Linked DNA regions of Homo sapiens: all the other regions are linked to region 1. Evidence: chromatin contacts called from ENCODE Hi-C or POLR2A ChIA-PET data. All regions are on one chromosome and are shown on one strand. The core of a region is the stretch at or near the end of the contact, and the rest is flanking DNA. Distances in the headings are between cores, read along the strand shown. Region 1 holds the start of CKS1B (CDC28 protein kinase regulatory subunit 1B). Region 2 overlaps KCNN3 (potassium calcium-activated channel subfamily N member 3). Region 3 overlaps KCNN3 (potassium calcium-activated channel subfamily N member 3).

Region 1 (4,334 bases), core at 570-3,069:
CTCTGGTTAGGGGGAGGGGAAGAGACAGAGAAGTAGCGACTGAACTGTCCCTTAAAAAAAAAAAAATCAAACAACAAAAAGAGCACTATTATCTACCCCCACTCCAAACTACCGTTCTTCTGGTAGTAGAAAACTTTTGCTCATGTCACACCCACATGCCACACACCAACAAATCCATGGTCTTATCCACTTATGTCTAGGAAGGCCTAGAGCTACTTCTGGGATGAGGTTGGTCCTGGGAAGGGAAAGCCAGGAAGTGAGGCTGGGAGTCTGAGGGCAAGTCTCTCTCTCCCTCTCGTGCCAAACCCCACGTTCAGCCCTTTCAAATAGTTCTACCCTTGGAGGAGGTTAAGAAAGAGGAAAACGGGGACGGGCGCAGTGGCTAACGCCTGTAATCCTAACACTTAAGGAGGCTGATAAGGGTGGAGCACCTGAGGTCAGGAGTTCGAGGCTAGCCTAGCCAACATGGGGAAACCCCGTCTCTACTAAAAATACAAAAATTAGCCGGGCGTGGTGGTGGGCGCCTGTAATCCCAGCTACTCAGGAGGCTGAGGCAGGAGAATCACTTGAACTCAGGAGGCGGAGGTTGCAGTGAGCCGAGATCGCACCATTGCACTCCAGCCTGGACGATAAGAGCGAAACTCCGTCTTAAAAAAAAAAAAAAAAAAAAAAAAGATAGAAAGGAAAACGGAAAACGGCTGCCTTTAATCTCACTCCTTACAGCCAGAGATGGGAACTTTGACTTCCCACCTGGGGGAGCACGAGAGTGCTCGGAAAACTGATCCCAAGGCCCAAAAAGAGAAAGGACAGGAAAATATAAGCAGGTGGAGTTTCAGGGATTGACGACAAGGCTTTTCAGCTGATGACCCAGGTCCCACAAAGATAAAGCTCCTAAGGGGGCGTGGTCCCCTAAGGACGCGAACTTCAGACTTCTGGGCGGGGAGGCTTTCTGGACAGTCAGACGTGGATTACGGAGGGGGCGTGGCTTCGGAGGGGCGGAGCTTCAACAAATTCGAATCGTTCTTTGAAGAGCAGGGTTTTGCCCTTTTGGGAGATAGGCCTTTTGACAGGAGTTAGCCGAGGATCGTTGCTAGGAGGCGGAGTTTCGGAGAATGGAAGGAGTAACGAAGGGTTTCTCGTAGTAGGGCTTGGAACGTGTCGGGGGGTGGGGACTTCCAGAAAAACTGGGCGACAGGGTGGGGTCGGAGACAAAAAATAAAAATCAAGTCGGGGTTCGGGGGAGCCCCCTGAAGTTGGGAGGTGGGACTTCCGGGGAGAGGGGTCTCAGGGGCGGGACTTATAAATGAAGACCGGAAGTGGGGTCCCGGGAGAGGGGTTCCGGGGTGAAAGAGTGAGTCACCTAAGGAGAAAAAAGTCAAGACTCACCAGGGCCTCATGGAGTCTCCGCACCGCACCGCGGGCCGATTTGGTGCCGGATCACGCCACTGCCAGCTTAGGTTACCGCTCCAACTTTCTCCCCGGGCCCTGCCTCCCTGGAGAAACTTTATTACACTCACTTCCGGCCTCACTAACCCCTGACCCTCTACCTCAGGGTCCCTCCTTCACGCTTCCCACTTTCCCGAGTTAGCCAATGGCAGCGCGAGATCGCGCACAAAGGCAGTGGTGGCCAATAAGACGCCTACTTTTGACCCACGCTCGTTCTTGAGAAGCGTGAGAACTGCCCTCCAATAAGGATCCGAAGAGAAGTAAATCTAAGCCAATCGGAGGCTTGAAAGTAGAGGTGTCCCGCCTCGAGCCAAACGGACCAATAGGAAGTGCGGGCGGCGTGTTTGAAAGCGAGGCCAAAGTGGGTGGGAGCGCGTGCTGTTGGGAGTTGCTTGGAGGTTGGCGGCGCGGGGCTGAAGGCTAGCAAACCGAGCGATCATGTCGCACAAACAAATTTACTATTCGGACAAATACGACGACGAGGAGTTTGAGTATCGGTTAGTGCTGGCGCGGGAGCAATAGCGAGGGTCGTGAGCTTTGGCCGCTGAGGGCACAAGGAATTAGTAACAGGAACTGAGGCGATAGAATTGGCGCATGCGTACGAGGTGCGAACGGGCAATGGTGTGATATTGTGGAAGGCGTAAGGCGCATGCGCGGAGGTGGGAGGCGCTCGTAAAACAAAGTGGTTGCGAATTTGGAGTCGCCTCTCAGTAGAGAGGAGAGAGGGGTGGGCGTGGTTAGGGTACTGACCACCCTCACCCATGAGGCTTTCTGGATCATTCTCTGAACTTTATCGGGCAAACTTAACTTGCCTTGTAGAGACTGTTTCACAGTAATCTTGTCGAATCCAGTGGGAGAACGTAGCAAAAGCGGAGCTGGAAGTTTCCTGGCGTCCCTAACAGGAGAGTAGCGCTGAGAGAGTTGAATATTGCTTATTAACTCGTGAAAAAGACAAGGGGCGTGGTTGTCTGGCTTGTGTAAGGAAGGGGATCGCTTGGGACTGCAATGGAATAAAACTGGCTAGGAGCATTGAGAAAATACTTAATATGGGTCTAATAGATGCCCTTTAAATATCAAAGGGAACAGTTACGGAATACTTAACAGGTTTCAGGTGTTCTGCTAAAGTGCAAGGATAACACATGGTCTCTGCTGTTCACAAATTTAAAAATCTGTGGGTGGTACCGACAGACACCAGAAAGGTGACACACGCTATGCAAGGAGCCATTACAGGGTGTGATGGGAGCACACAAGACTTGCTAAGGAGAGGGAACTGGCGACCCGAAGGCTGCGGCTTCCTAGCTGTGAGCGGGGGTTGAGGTGGGGCTAGAAAGTCAGTCCCCTACTTTTGCTAACTCCAGGACGCTCCCCCATCCCACGCTTCGAGAACGCCCCCCGCCCCGCCACCGCCTTGGAGGCTGACCTCTTACTTTCGGTCGGTCTTCTTCCCTGGGCTTGGTTTGGGGGCGGGGGAGTGTCCTAAGGGCCAATTCAGCGTGATGTCTCTTTCACCACCATTGAAAACGAAACCAGTAGTAAACTACGCGTGTTTTCATTTATATGTCGGAGATAAAAACACAGGGACAGAAAGAGGGGAACAACAGACATTGGGGCCTGCTTGAGGGAGGAGGGTGGGAGGAGGTAGAGGTTCAGGAAAAAAAAAAACTGTCGGGTACTATGCTTAGTACCTGGGTGATGAAATAACCTGTACACCGAACCCCCGAGTCAGGATTTTACCTATATAACAAACCTGCACATGTACCCTTGAACATGAAACTTAAAATACTGAGAGGAAAAACGGAAGAGGGAATGTTGGGGAAAGCTTCCTAGAGGGCAGAGCCTGAGATGAGACTCTAAGAAAAAGGTATGTGGGAGGAAGCACCTCTTGACTGAAATTGTTTAGAAGACACTGGATAGCCATCTGCCAAGGATGGTGATGATGGAATCCTGGCACTGGATGTGGCATTCGGGCTTGATAAATTTTAAGTGCATAATCTAGATTGGGAATAAGGGAAGACACAGGATTCCACAAATGTTGGCATTATGCTAATCTGTATTAATTGTAATAATTAAGACCACTTCCTGGTTTGTATCTTGTCTCCTCAGTTGGAGAACATAAAATGAAAACTTGCTTTTCTTGTGTCTCTTCACCCAGCCTAGTTCAGGGCTTTGGGTCTTCCAGAGAACTCGATGTGCATTGACAAATACATAATCATCTTTATGCCAAGACGGCTCCAGACCCTCCTTTAATTAACTTTCTTTTCCTCAGCTGTTTTCCTCTACATCTGAACTAAACTAACTTAAAACTGTATGTGCTTATAAGAGATTTGTGGAGCTGGGAAGGAATCACCATTTCATCCCCTGGAAGATGAAACTCTTGGCAGTGGCACTTTGGTTTAAGAGGGGTTTTTTGGTGTATGTATTGAAGCCAAATTTCGTGCCAGGGTGGTGTTAGAATGTGAGCTATTTTCATTATATTTGGACTAGAATTTTTTCTTTTAGGAGAATGGTGGGGAATCACTGTTACTAGCACAGAGGGAGAACTTAGTACATTTTCATTGAGCATGACGAAGACTATGTGGATTAGTTTGATTCACATCAGGGTAATAATTTTTTTGCTATGAAGGGAGACTTATCCTTGGTTAGAAAAGCACGGAATTTACCCAGAAAGTCTCAAGGTACATCCCTCCAGAGTTAGGAAAATAAGATTCAGGATAGATTTAATTTTTTTTTTAAGAGACAAGGTCTTGCTTTGTTGCCCAGACTGGAGTGCAGTGGCTATTCACAGGCACAACCATTGTGCATTGCAGCCCTTTCTTTTTTCTTATTTTTTTTCTCTTTTTTTGAGACGGAATCTCACTCTATCGCCCAGATCTCAGCTCACTGCAACC
Region 2 (4,334 bases), core at 767-3,266, 230 kb before region 1:
GAATGAGCCCCCTCCTGTGTGCCTGGCTTGGTGCCTACTTGGGAACTTAGAGTTCTAGGAAGAAGGCAGACACCAAGCAACACCAAGGCAAAAAAGGGCCGCGTTACAATGGAGACAAGTGATGCCAAGTTGGGGCACGGGGCCACTGCGCAGGGGACACACGGCTATCTCAGAGGAGCAGGTATGGGTTGGGATGACAGTGCTGCGGGTGGAGTGGCAGGCTCAGGAGAAGGCTGAGGTGAGTTGGAGGGAGAAGCAGGGCGGGGAAAGAACTCTGAGCATCTTCTCAAAGTTGCCAGTGCTGGGGTTTAATAAGCAGAACCCCGTGAACTCACAGGCACAGCTGGCCTGCACTGTTACTCTTGCCCCAAACCCCTCCATCTTCTTCCTCCTTCTCCTCTATTTTTCCTGCCTTTGCCCCTCTCTGTTCTTTCTTCTTCTCTTTCATGCTTCTTTTTCTTTTTTTCTCCTTTGAAGCACTGTCTCCACCTCCCTCTCATCTCTCCTCTCTTGTTTTCCCTTTCACTTGTTCAGTCTCTCTCCCACCCTCCCCTGTGAGGACCCACAGAGGAAGCTCTGCCCTAGAGGGAAAGGGTTTCTGCCTCCAAGGAGCTGGCTATCCCTTGGGGACATCAGTCTTTGTTTGCTTCAGGTTGATTTTGCTTAATCAGCAAACTTGCATTTTGCACCCACTGGGTGGCCAGATACAGATGGCATCAAATGTCACCAGGCAGAATCCTGTGCTGTAAAGTGGGGAGGGTAACATCTGGAGTAGGTGCATGGGTCCCCCCAACGTGGGACATCTCTGGAGGGGTGGCAGGTAAACTAAGCTCAACCGATCCCCAACTCTGCTCATTACCTGCCCTCTCCCTGCTGCCCAGGTCCCCTGCAACCCCGGCCCTCTTCCTCCTGCACCTCCTATTCGTGGGCAGTCCCACCAGCTATCCAGCCAGCCACACTAGGACACCAGACACTGTTCCTGAGCTTCCTCCCCATCACTCCACATCCAGTGAGTCAGTCCGGTGGAGGTTGGCTCCTCTAGCTCTCTCAAAACTGCCCTTGCTCTTCATCCCAGCCACCACTGTACCCAGGGGTGGTGGGGGCAGCATTCTGTTACTACAGCAGCCTCCCCAGCTGGTGTCCCGTCTTCCCCTCAAATCCCCCTTCCACACTGCAGCCAGGGAAATCTTTCTGAAACTCCAGACCCTCCCCTGCTCCCAATCTACCAGTGGCTCCCCCTCTCCTAGGTGTGGGAAGAGGAGAGGGGACGTTCTCAGCCTCTGCACAGCGACACACTGGGGCAGACAAACAGTCTCTCTGGGGCTAATAGTAGTTGAAGGATTGACATTTGTGAACGATTTATTTTTTTTGTTATGGCAGTTTCAAGGCTATCCTGTGATAATATCACTCTCGCTATCTGGTACTCTGATTTGCTTTCTTCAGTGGAAAGGAAGGGCCGGGACTCCAGCTAGCCTGATGGAAATGATTTATAACCTGGGGCACACCCACAGCAGAAGTCGGCTGTCTGAATATCATCTCTCCTGCATCGCTGGAATCAAAGAAACAAGTACATAAATAAGGTTGGAAACTGTTGGCTGATAGAAGAGTCATTCCAAAATCCTTAGGCTGGTGAAAAAGGCCCGTGCCTGCTCCTGTAGCGTTGAGTGCACTGCCGCATCTTATGACACCCCAGCAAGCAACTGCTTATTCTCTCCTCCAATCCATGCTCCCCCACCTCCGAGCTTCCCTCATGCTGGCCCCTCTGCCCGGAGGCCCCTTAGGCCTAGGAAATCACCTCCTCCGGAAAGCCGTCCCGGATCAAGTGCCCTCTGTGGAGCCCCTTCTTCCCCATTCTCCCTCACTTCTCACCACCGGCTCTTGGCCATCTCCACCCCCAGCACCAGCCTCCATTGGTTGGTTGGTTTGTCGGTCGGCAGGTGCTGAGAAAGCTGGTCAGAGCTACTGAAGGAAGCTGTGAATGAACAAGGACTTAGGGGAAAGTGACGTTTAAACCTGGTCTCATCTCACTCCCTGCTGTGGGCCTCTGCTTTCTGTTTAAAGCCATTCTGGGTCTCTGCTTGCTCTCACAGCTGCTGTCTGTCTGTGGTTTTCATTGAGCTCCACCCGCCCGGGGCCCTCAGTCTGCCGCCCGCGCCTGCAAGCTTTCTCTCTCCTGGTTGAGCCTTTCCCGACATCTGCCATCAGTCACAGAGCGTGACTTGGAAGCAAAGGGGCTTCACAGTTCATCGTTTTTTATATACAGAGAGAAGAACAACAGTAGTTGGGATTCTTGCAAAATACTTCCTCAAAGATCTTAGAGATGATCTACTTCTCATTTCATTTTATTTCTGGGGCTATCTCTGTGTGGTAGGTAAGACTGGATGCTAATCTTATTTGAAGAGATAACAATAATCACTATCATTTCTCAAGTGCCAATCACGTGCCATGTGGGCCAAAGCTTTATGCGCATTACTGAATTTAATCCTCAAAAAACAAGACTCATAACTGTCACTTCCTATTTTACTGAATTGGAAAATTAGACCAGGTGCAGTGGCTCATGCCTGTAATCCAAGCACTTTGGGAGGCTGAGACAGAAGGATCCCTTGAGCCCAGGATTTCAAGACCAGACTGGGCAACATAGTGAGATGCTGTCTCTACAAAAAATGAATAAAATTAGCAGGGCATGGTGGTACGTGTCTATAGTCCCAGCTATTCTGGAGGCTGAGGTGGGAGGATCACTTGATTAATTACTAGATTAGGAAACTTGCACAAAATAAAACATCAATTGAGTGGCAGGGCCCGAGTGTGTGCTTGGACTTGCCTGCATCCACAGCCCTGTCTTTGACCATATTGCACCTTGGAGGAGCCCTGTCTTTGACCATATTACACCTTGGAGGAGGTGGAGACCTAAAAAGGGAGGTGAGATGAGTGGAGAGACTGGTGGGGATTCTCTCTCTCTCAGGTATCTCATCCTGGATCTGTGTTATAATGAGCCATGCTTCCCAGGAGAGTAAGACAGAGCCAGGGCTGCCCTGTTCAGCAGCATAGGTTGCGCACTGTGCAACTCCAAGGAGTGCCAGTCACGAAGACTTCAATGTGAATGGCACCCCCTGGAGGGAAGTGCTGCATAGGCAGTGCTCCTGGCAAGAGCCCTAAAGAAAAGACGGGTGTCTTGCTCTTCTCAGTTATGCTTTCCAAAGATAATTAAAGGCAGGCAGCTCCCCAGGCAAGCAAATGTTGTGGAAGGCACACAAAGCTGCAGCCTCACCTAGGCAGGGTTAGTGTGGGAAGGACGTGGGAATCACCCTGTGACCAAGAACAAAGAGGAACAGCACAGAACAAGTACCCTGGGAAGGAATTTTCTTGTTTTTGTTTCCCAGAGCAGTGGGGTTCCCAGGGCAGGACGTGGGAGCTCTGGTTGGGCGTCTTTCCCTGCCACAGAGAAGACAGGGTGCCAAGGAGGAGCCTGGGACGTCAGGGCGAGTGGGAAGAATTCTGACTCAGCAGAGGTTGCAAAGTAGCCCCCAGGGAATCAGAGAGAGAGGAAGATAGAGAAAGAGAGGGACAGGGATGGAGACAGAGACAATGGCTGGAAGGGGAGGAGTCTGAGGGCAAGGGCACCTGGGTGAGGGTCTGGCCTGAGCATGAGGGGCCTGAGGACAGGGATATGCACAATAATGCCCTGACCCGGGGTCCCCACGGCCGTGGGGCTTGGGGAGACTACGGGATGCTCCCGGACCACAAGCAGCCTGCCCAGGGAGTGCAGCTGTCCCTGACCTCTCGCCTCTTTCCATAGGCCTGGGCTACGCAGAAAGGCACATTTCCCTGCTTTCTGGGAGTGGGCTCTGGCCAAGTGAAGCGTCACGAAGTCTGGGATGGGAGTAGTTTCTCAGGGGCTGGTCCGGCCCCAACTGCCCACAGCCAAGTCACCTGAGCCTTGGTTTACATGATTAACTGAAAATTCTGGTACACGTCAGGAATAAAGCTAATTCCGAAGGTCAACACTATATGGAGAAAGGAATGGAGACAGCCAGTCGCACACACTTTTCCCTCAGAAGGGCCTTTCTTGCTGGAGAAGCTTCTAAAGCCTCGAAGCTGGTGCACCCCAAGCTCTGGAGAGCAGCGGCTGGAAGGGAAGGCTCCAGGCCTGGTGCTCAGGCCAAGGGCCTCCTGCACCCCTCCTCACCCATTTCCTCGGCCCCAGGAGCAGAATGAAAGAGATATGAAGAGACAGATTGCCTTCAGCAATCCTTTTCTCTGCCTCTTGAACTGAGAGATTCTTACTTAAGGAAAGGAAGGAGCAGGATAAAGAGATGACCCATCTGGAGATGCCT
Region 3 (4,334 bases), core at 1,227-3,726, 170 kb before region 1:
ACGAACTAGTGTTTCTACTTCCAGACTCTATTCATGAGAAACAACAGGAAATGGGGCCGTTGTGGGGTATGGGTAGGAGAAGTGGAAGGTTGAGAAGGGAGGCCCCTAGGGAGTGTTCCTGGTCACCAGCTAAGAAGGGACCGTGGACATTGTCAGCAAGGACTTTGGAGAGTTCATCTCAAGGTGTTGGGTACCCCACCTGCTGCCAAGAACAGGCAAGAGCTGCACCACTGTGCACCAGCAAAGGGCTGGATTTGCAGTGGTGATCTCCTTAGCAAGGAGAGTCCAAAATTAAAGTCACCGAAGTCTCTTGTTTGTGCCAGGCCCTGGTGGGCCCTTTAACCCAGCTCTCTCAGCTGATGCTCACAACATCAGCATGTGGCCAGCATTATGACCTGTTTATACAGAGGAGGAAACAGACTCAGGGAAATTCAGTGATTTGCCCGAGGTCACCCATTAGACGGCAGCAGAGCTGAGATTAGAACTCTTGATTCTAAATCTAGAATCTTCCATGTCATACCATATTTCATTTTCTTTTCATAAAGGCCTAATTAATACTGCAGTCATTATTGATTCAATCCTGAGAGCATGAGAACACAGCCAGTACAGACTATTAATCTGCATTTCCTCCTTGAGATGTGCCAGCCATAAAAAATGTAGCAGCTTCAAAAACTACAAACTAGAAAGGGGCCTAAAGGAAATTTGGTGCCCAATGAATAAATCTTATGTCAGCTCAGGATTGTTGTAATTGCAGTTCTGTATAATGTTCATAAGGCTTGGGTTTCCTGCGGTCCCTGAAATCGACCAGGGAGGTGAGGAAGGAAGCAGCCATTCCCCACCAGGGTGCCCAAGGACTCCCACCAAATTAGAATGTGGTCCCAGCCCCGGGAACTAAATTTATCCTGAAAGGACATTTGGATCAGAATGTTCTCTGCTACAAGAGATCCTGTCCCTCATTGTCCTCCTCTTTCTCTTCTTCCAGAGCCAGGCAGTATTGGCTGTAAAACTCAGCCCTGTCAATTCAGCTTGAAAACCACACATACACATGCAGTCAACCCGCAGCAACAGACACCACATGTTTAGATTTGAAAGATGGGAAAGACTGAGGCAAGCAGGAAAGGAGAGGCCGAGGACATACAGAGAAGGTGAAACAAGGTGGTTTTGGTGAAGCTGAGCGCAGGGTCAAAGAGGAACTGAGAAGAGGAAAAAATGTCCCCTGGTGGCTGTGGACAACTCGAGCCCGTAACCCAACAGCAGCTGGGGCAAGTCATTCCCTCTACAGCGCCAGCTGCTCCTTCCCAAGCCACGCAGCTCCTCCTACCTGCCCCCGCACTTCAACCTTTTGAGCCCACTTAACACTCAGAAGCCCCCCGCACAAAGTCGGCTTTGGGTGATGTCACTGCTGCTGCGGGTGACAGCCAGGCCCTGGGGATAGAAGCCTGCTCTGGGATGGTGGCGGTTTCCAGCCACCCCACCAAACCTGCAAGGTTGAATTCTGCAGGCAAAGGAAGGATGTAAACTCCCTGCCTGGGGGAGAAGCTAAGTCCCCGAGGCTGCTGGAGAAGAGTGTATTTTTAGGCATAGGCTTGATTTGTGAACAATAAGGGAAGAGCAAAATTGTAAAATCCTAAGGTTCTTGTGAAGTCTGATCAGTGTCGCTCCTGCTAAACATCCAAAAAGATCCGACAGAGCAAGACAAACTCGGGCTGCCCTCAAGCCCTGGCTCCTGGTTGGGTGGTGTTCAGTCAGTGAGATCAGAACCTCAGCGTTTTGGGGTGGGAGGGGTGTTTTTCCATTCCTCTGACTCTTAAACAAGAGTGTACCAGGTGGCTCTCATCTTTAATCCTAACAATCTCCCAAGGAGGGAGATTCATCCACCATTCCTCTAGCCCAACCCTGTACTCTAAGGTCAGAGCAGGTCCCAGTGATTGAGGGGGGTTCAACCTGTACCATAATCTACACCCGTCTCCCATCCCCATTCTTACCTCTCAGTCTTTGATACAGACTATTGACATTCTCTCCATCTTACATAAAATGCTTTGCAGGTGCAACCTGAAGACAAATTCCCTGGCTTCCCTCTCCCGCCATCAGATCGCCATCCCCCAACCCCTTCTCATAGATAGAATGGGGCTACTACCATTTTAGACCTGGGTGCCTCATCGCTCCAGCTGCTGCTCACCAGGATCTGGCTCCAGCCCTTCTTTCTATTCTCACCTTTCAACATTCCCTTTACGATCAGCTGCATGCCTCCCATTCCGCAGAGCCCTGAGCTTCTGCATTCTTCACAGCTGCTGGAGCTGGTCCCTTCCCCTAGAGGACCCTCGACCCACCTGCACCTGCTAGAACTGACCCCATGACCATCTCAGATGCCCTGCACAGCAGCGTCCTCATTCCCATCTAGGTGGAACTGTGCGCCGTGCCCTCCACACCCTTGTCCTCAGCACCAGCAGCCAAGGCGTGTGTGTCTGCGTGCTTATCTCTCCATTAGATCACAAGCCTGTTTAGGGCAGGGACCTTGCTGTCCCCACGGTGCCTGGCTCAGAACAGCCCTTCAATAGCTCTGTGCTGAATGAATTAATCACCTTTTGTCCAGTCCTCAGGGGAGAGAATAGTTGCTATTTCTAACAGCAGCAGGAAGACAAATATCGCCCTGCCCACTCCCCCGCCTCCCATTCCACACATACACACCCACTGGTGGCAATTTCTCTTTGCTCTCAAATCGATATGGTTTCTAGCACATTCTAGCAAGAAGCACCATAAAGAGCTGATAGGGACCTTGGAGAGCCCTTAGCTTCCTCCCCAGATGCACAAGTGAGGGATCTGAGGGCAGTGAGGGGCAGGGTCTGCTGGCGATCACACAGCAGGCAGGTGTCGGGCGGCTCCCGCAGAGCCGCCTCGTGGCTCTGAGTTCAGAGGCGGTGGCTGCTCTGCGCCCACTGGATGGCTCCGCCGTGTCTGGTTACTGATCTCTGGTTTGTGGCTGTGCCTGATGTAGTCACAGGTCAGTGGTCATAGCCAGGCCCAGCTGCTGTGGCTGAGCAGTGTCTCTGAGAACGTCCAGCCACGGTGGCCATGCCTCAGCACTCTCCTGTGACACAACGTGATCTCACCGAGTGACCAGGTGTACGGCTTCACCCGTCCATTTCACAGACTCAACACTCAGCCCCAGCAGCCAAGCCCCAGCACCAGCAGCCACGCTTTCATTTCACAGACTGTGAGTAACACGAGACCGGGTCCAGTCTGTAGTTCACAGCTCTGTCCCATACCAGGCACCGTGCCCCTCACAGAGCATGGCTCAATAAACACGTGTTCTATGAATGCAGAGCAGGCTTATTTGGGGGCTGGGGTGGGAGGGCACATAAAACTACAACCTCACAGGAGGCCACAAAACTTTTAAGATGAAAAAGATTTGCAAATCCTTGAAGTTTCTTCTTTACTTCTCCTGTCTTTAGTCCAACCAAAGAAAGTTTACCTCCCAGATTTGACTTCTGGTTCGACATTTGTATCAATGGTTTAGATGAAGCTATTATACTCAGGCTCATCACATGTGGGAGGGCAGGAAGCTGGGAGGCCCCCAAATACATGTTGCTGAGTGAGATGCTAAAAGGCCTGGACAGACTAGAATGAAGGGCTGAAACAGCTGCAGGGAAACGTAACAGAAGAAAATGAAAGGTACAGTTCTCACCTAAAAAGCCAACGGTATTAGGAAGGATGGGAGATTGAGGGGGCAGAGGGTGGGGAGCTGCTTAGCAGCTCATGAGAAGACAGAGGGGTTTTAGTAAATATTCAATTCAATATAAACTAACAGGCTACCATGAAAGCTAAAAGTCACTGGCTGTCTTTGGCTGCAGTAACAAAGTGAGAAAGCAGGTCGGTGCCTTCTGTACTGACCTGATCCCAGTGGTGTGTAAGGGTCAGTGTGTCACCAGATCCCTGGGCTGCTGTGGACCAAGCAGATCCTGTTCAGAGTAGCAAGATCAGGGTGGAAACAGGATTATTGACATGATTATGGCAGGGAAGTGGGGGCATTTAATCTAGGGAAGTCCTGGGTCCAGCTTAGGGGAGTTTGGGTGGAAGGCTGCTGGCACCTTACCATAGGAACGGGCAGAAGGAGGGGAGAATATGGGCGGGGAAACAGGAAGAGCTGCTGAAGCCTGACTCACCCAGGCCACTGGCAGCCCAAGGCACAGTGTCTAAGGGAAAGACCAGACTCAGCCCAGGCAGATGATGGCTTGGGGTTAGAGGCAGGTCTGATCCTGAGGGCCTGGGGACTATCAGGGACACTGTGACTCCAGGCGAGCAGAAGTAGAAGTCAGCCCCTCAGAAGGCAGGGA

What was found. A loop is a pair of places that touch in the nucleus more often than their neighbours do. ChIA-PET counts read pairs that join two places held with the same protein, here RNA polymerase II (POLR2A). Pooled maps may share reads with other maps.
Region 2: a loop to region 1 is called in a pooled map, with 2.8 times the contacts of the local background. The contact joins the enhancer-like site here to the promoter of CKS1B in region 1. A Hi-C loop is called at or near these places in 1 of 50 pooled maps. POLR2A ChIA-PET finds 5 or more read pairs at or near these places in 4 of 52 experiments (Caco-2, GM12878, activated CD4-positive, alpha-beta T cell and 1 more).
Region 3: a pooled map shows a loop between it and region 1 (3-fold over the local background). The contact joins the enhancer-like site here to the promoter of CKS1B in region 1. A Hi-C loop is called at or near these places in 6 of 50 pooled maps. POLR2A ChIA-PET finds 5 or more read pairs at or near these places in 4 of 52 experiments (A673, K562, Panc1 and 1 more).

Annotation. Positions count from the first base shown.
Region 1 is chr1:154,972,862-154,977,195 of GRCh38, forward strand. CKS1B (CDC28 protein kinase regulatory subunit 1B) reads left to right here and starts at 1,820. Exons shown (of 3, transcript NM_001826.3): 1 at 1,820-1,943. The coding sequence starts at 1,885. It overlaps MIR4258 (microRNA 4258), which reads left to right and starts at 2,832; the gene lies at 2,832-2,922. It also overlaps a transcript of SHC1 not described here. RefSeq lists enhancers at 1,316-1,465, 1,916-2,065, 2,166-2,225 and a silencer at 1,556-1,645.
Region 2 is chr1:154,746,140-154,750,473 of GRCh38, forward strand. All of the region lies in intron 3 of KCNN3 (potassium calcium-activated channel subfamily N member 3), which reads right to left. Among named protein-coding and RNA genes, the nearest start is that of KCNN3, 120 kb to the right of the region's middle. RefSeq lists enhancers at 2,154-2,363, 3,259-3,762 and a silencer at 3,012-3,061. Within about 2 kb of position 2,017, at least 12 of the 41 ENCODE cell types and tissues checked have a DNase peak (open chromatin) inside an H3K27ac peak, as active enhancers do; they include GM12878, where a contact is called at or near this core.
Region 3 is chr1:154,806,060-154,810,393 of GRCh38, forward strand. The region is part of intron 2 of KCNN3 (potassium calcium-activated channel subfamily N member 3); the gene reads right to left. Among named protein-coding and RNA genes, the nearest start is that of KCNN3, 62 kb to the right of the region's middle. Within about 2 kb of position 2,477, at least 7 of the 41 ENCODE cell types and tissues checked have a DNase peak (open chromatin) inside an H3K27ac peak, as active enhancers do.